2 separate regions of the Homo sapiens genome follow, and region 1 is linked to region 2. Evidence: read pairs that join two places in POLR2A ChIA-PET (ENCODE). Cell type or tissue: MCF 10A. All regions are shown on one strand.

Evidence for each region. ChIA-PET counts read pairs that join two places held together with the same protein. Peaks named below come from ENCODE experiments on the same cell type or tissue, not always from the same donor. Only the 100,000 strongest peaks of a DNase experiment are listed, where the experiment ranks them.
Region 1: POLR2A ChIA-PET joins it to region 2 with 5 read pairs; 10 of 35 experiments call an interaction of 5 or more read pairs at or near these places.

Annotation. Positions count from the first base shown.
Region 1 is chr9:126,861,871-126,864,370 of GRCh38, forward strand. The region is part of intron 1 of ZBTB34 (zinc finger and BTB domain containing 34); the gene reads left to right. Among named protein-coding and RNA genes, the nearest start is that of ZBTB34, 2.5 kb to the left of the region's middle. In MCF 10A, no CTCF peak of the experiment used is centred here; no DNase peak of the experiment used is centred here.
Region 2 is chr9:126,808,026-126,810,525 of GRCh38, forward strand. ZBTB43 (zinc finger and BTB domain containing 43) reads left to right here. Exons shown (of 3, transcript NM_014007.4): 2 at 768-890. Among named protein-coding and RNA genes, the nearest start is that of ZBTB43, 4.2 kb to the left of the region's middle. In MCF 10A, no CTCF peak of the experiment used is centred here; a DNase peak (open chromatin) is centred at 1,246.

The DNA of each region.
Region 1 (2,500 bases), 54 kb after region 2:
CCTTCCTTTATGCTAAAGCCAAACTTACTATAGGAAGTCAAAAAATAGTTGAGTGCTTGCTTGCTTATTAAATGGCAAGATGCTGTTCCATGTGGTGGGAAAGTAGTAGAAGGCACACTTACAGTCTCCAGGCAGCTTTACACAGGGTGCTGAGACATTACTTATGAAAAGGTAATTTTGATGAGACAAGGCTGTGTGCTGTAGAATTAAGAAGGAGAGATGGAGGTCACTGTAGGCCGAGTGGTTAGGGAGGGTTTAGTGAGGGGCGGGATTTGAGCCGGGTGTTAAAGGATGAGTAGCATTCAGATAGGAAAAGAGGAATCAGGCCCAGTGATCCTATGGAGTTAGTGAATAGACCAGTCTCCTGGCAGAGAAGGGTTCATATAGGAGGGAAGTAGGAGGAGAGGTGGGCCGCGGCTAGTTCCTCAACTCAAACACTAGGTCAAAGTTGAAACTACTGAAGGCATTGGTGAAGAAGCTAGAGGCCAGGAGATCAGTTAAGAGGCCACGGCAGTTATACCACTGTTCAAAGCTGAGTAGTGGCCTCTTGCCTGCCACGGTATGTCCAGCCACCGCCCACCCTGTCTTTTCAAGACTCTCCGTGGTTTGGCCCCACCCCACCTACCTGAACCTTATTCTCTGCTTCTCCAAGTCTGTCCCCTGCAGAACTGAGTTAGTTACGGCTTCTTGGGTTTTGCTTCTGTTGTTCCCCCTTCTGAAGCACTGGCCTCCTTTTTCTTTTCTGTGCAAATTCTCCATTTCACTTCCTTCAAGCCCCTGCTGCAGATATACTTCCTCCAGAGGGTGTTCCCTGACTTCCCTGCCCCCATGGCTTTGTGGCACTCGGATTCAGCACTTGTTCCTTGGCTGTTGAACTTGTTCTTGTCCCAACTGGAGTGGGAGTTTTTTTAAGGGCATTGTGTCTTAATACTCCTCTCGGAGACCTTATAGTATCTAATACTGGGGCTGGACTTCTATAATAGGTACTCAAATACTTCCTGATTTTTGTTGGTAAACAACTTTTTGTTTTGTTTTGTAATTTGCCTTTTTTTTTTTTTAAGGAGAATCTGTTTTTATCAGCTTTCTGTGTCATAGATAAGTGATATGTAATGCTACCATTCAAGGTGGATGTTTTCAGCTTGCTCTCTTAGGGTGCAGAAAGCACAAAACGAATCTTTGAAACTTTGAAACGTTTCCCTCTGATCATGGGAAAAGGTAAAAGTCATGTGATTCTTCATTCGGAGGCTGTGGGGAAAGAACAGCAGCTTTGGAATCAGAGACCTGGGTTTGAATCCTAGCAAGTCTGCTTACCAGCTCTGTGAAGTTGAGCAATTTATCTAATGCCTCTGAGCCTCCGTTTCTTATTTGCAGTGTGGAGGATAATAAAATCCAATGAACTGTAAACGAAAATGGAACGAAGTAGAAAAATGTGCAGCACCTAGTAACTGCTTAGTACATTTTCATTATTGTTATTGTCATTATTGGGTGTACATTTATCAAGGTGGAGAAATGATAAGCTGCTGAACTGTGTACCTACTGAGTTTTGGATTTCTGCACCGCTGTGTCCCCCCACTTTTGCCTTCCATTTGAAGCACTTGTCTAAAATGTCAGTACCATGAATCTAGTTACGTTTTATTCCCGTTAATGTTCATGTTACTTTAGTTTAAATTCTGCTTAATGTTTTTCAAACTTCTTAATTGTGTCTATTTAATGTTTTGTAGCTGACAAACTGCTGAATTTAGCTTAGTGAAGGTCATCAACTGAACGCAGTTAAATTTCTAATGGTTATTTTCTGGTTGATGTTGATGGCAAGGAAAACCTCATGGAAGAATGCAAGTCAAGGTGAGCTTTTCTAATCCTTTTGTCATAAGAGGCAGGACTTAATGTATTTTCCAGGGCCAGTGCCCCTGAAATGCTAGCCAGCAGTAAGCAGATAAGATGCTGTGCCTTACTATTTTTTAGTTATTTGCCTTAAGAAAGCTTATTTTATCTGAAACAAATCCTCTCAATTAATGATTAAAATATGAAACATCTTTTTTCCTACTTCACTGACAGAAGTAAAAATAAGGGACATTTTGCAAAGAAATGACTGCAAACCACTTGAAGTACAACATATTGTGACCCCTTAATCATCACAGTGTCAGACCCAGCCTGACTTTGTCTGTGTGGTGGAACATCCTTAAATGAGAATTCTCTTTCTACTCGGAGTTGATCAGTAAGAATCCAGCACCAATAAAAATCCTGCATCTCACCAGTATGCCTGGATTAAAATCTTACTCTTATAAGAGATAAGAGTTCTGAGTCTGAGACTGACAAATCTAGGTCCAAATCCTGGCTCAGCCAGTCATTAGCTGAGTGACCTTGGGTAAGTTTCTCAGCCTCTCTGGGTTTGCTTCCTCGTCTGTAGAATGGGGATAACTGCAGCCTCTTAGTGTCGTCTAAGAGCTTACTTACCATACTGTACACAGTAGGAGCCTACTGACCGTTAGTCCTTGTCATT
Region 2 (2,500 bases):
TAAAATTTGTCGATATGTTGTTAATTTCTTGAAATGAGTACTGTTTCTGCCTTCTGCTTTCTTGATTTCAGCTTCTTATCCTGAATTCTAATGCACGTGAGGGTACAGTTAAAAACATTTCCTTGGCTTTATTGAAATTCAATGGAAGGATGATCGATAAATGGGGGGTTAGTTTCTAGAACGTTACCTTCTCTTTTGAATCTCAGAGAGTTTGCTGTAATAGAATGTTTGTCCTAGAAGTTTTTAAGTAAAACATTCAGCCGTGGCTTAAAATTGAAGGGAATCATGAATCAAACTTCATAAAGCAGGTGGCTTGTTTTTTTAAAAAACATCTTAAAATAGTTTTTACTAAGTGATTTGGCCAAAGTGTTCTAATTAGGAAAAAAATGGAAGAATACTGATTGACAATGGTCAGGAGACCAATAGCACTGTTCCAAAGGATATATTAATTCTGCAAAATTACATAGTCATTGACCATGTTTTCTAGTTTTAATGAATATGCCACAGTAATGGATGAGAGGTATATGGGAGTTATGCACTATCTTTTCAGTTTTTTTGAAAATTTAAAATTATTACAAAATAAGTTTGTTTTTTTAAAAAATACAAAAGCAGGAGCTATGAAGTTGCAGAATGGAATTTAATATAACCAAAAATGCCAGTCTTGATTACTTTTCTTTCTGCCGCTAATGTACATCTCTAGTGTTTATTAGCAAATACACGTGTACATAGCATCTCTTTTACATTTTCACTGTTACTCTTCCTTCCAGAAGTCAATGTGATTTTAATTTGAAGCAAAACTGAAATGGGTTCTTCTTCCTCATTCTATTCATGTTGCTTTTTGATGGCCATGGCATAAGGAACTCTATCCCAGGAATACAGCTTTGCATTAGGTAAGCTATCAACTTGATCACGATACCATTTTTAAAGTTACTTACTGTAATCATTTCTCTTTTAGCAAAAATAATAATGTATTTTGTTAAGATTTTTAATTCCTCTAGACCAGAAGATTCTTTCTTCTCTTCTGAAGAGATGTTACACCTTCTAAGGCCCATCAATGCCATACTTTGCACTGATAGAACATTTAATGTCAGATAAATTTTTCTGCCAAGTGAATTTTTTTTCTTAACTTAGAAAAATGTTAGATTTGGAGTTATACTGCTGTTTGAATGCTGACATGCCATTTCTGAGACGTGTAACCACTGGCAGGTCTTTTAATTTGAGCTTCAGTTTACTCATATTTCAAAAGGATGCAATGATACGGGAGTGTTGCACAACGCAGGTTTACATAGTGTGCTTTGTGAACTCTAAAGCATTTCACTAATGTAAAGAGTAGGCATAGGGTATTGGTGTTTTTGTACATTTGTGCCAGGCTTTAAATTTACTGAAGCAACATTTACTATGTTTAAATATGCTTTCTATAGTAAGCATGCAAGTTACCATATGCTCTGATTAAAGAAACCTCTGAAGGACTTCACAATAAGTAGCTGGTGGGTCTGCTTCCCTATTATATTGCTGTCATCTGTGTTTTTAGGATGTTTAATAGGTGTTTAAATCACGTATAAAATTTGACTTGGAGTTCCTCAGCCGAATAATAAATAGTGGCTGTTATTAAACTCATCAAAGTTGGAAGGAATCTTGAAGGTCATCTAGTTCAGGATTTCTTCAGTATGTTGCCCTTCATCTGCGTTAAAAAAAGCCAAATAGCTTTTAAGAAGCATAGTGGAACAGGCTGGCATCGGTGTGTTTGTTTTAGAACTGTTGCTATTGGATTAAAAAAATAAAATACATGTGCAAAGTGGCATAAAACTGCTGGTATCTTTTTTTTTTTGAGACAGAGTCTCGCTTTGTCGCCCAGGCTAGAGTGCAGTGGCAGGATCTCAGCTCACTGCAAGCTCCACCTCCCAGGCTCAAGCAGTTCTCTGCCTCAGCCTTCAGAGTAGCTGGGATTACAGGTGCCGGCCACCACACCCGGCTAATTTTTTTGTATTTTTAGTAGAGATGGGGTTTCACCATCTTGGCCAGACTGGTCTTGAACTCCTGACCTTGTGATCCACGGGCCTCAGCCTCCCAAAGTGCTGGGATTACAGACGTGAGCCACCGCGCCCGGCCCACTAACTGCTGGTATCTTATTAAGGTTTTTGTTTGTTTGTTCATTTGTTTGTTTATTTGTTTGTTTGTTTGTTTTTGAGATGGAGTCTCGCTCTTGTTGCCCAGGCTGGAGTGCAGTGGCAGAATCTCCGCTCACTGCAACCTCTGCCTCCCAGGTTCAAGAGATTTTCCTTCCTCAGCCTCCTGAGTAGCTGGGATTACAGGCATCTGTCAGCATGCCCAGCTAATTTTGTATTTTTAGTAGAGACAGGGTTTCGCCTTCTTGGCCAGGCCAGTCTCAAACTCCTGACCACAGGTGATCCACCGTCTCGTGCTCCCAAAGTGCTGGGATTACAGGCATGAGCCACTGTGCCCAGCCGTCTTTTTTTTTTTTTTTTTTTTTTTTGAGATG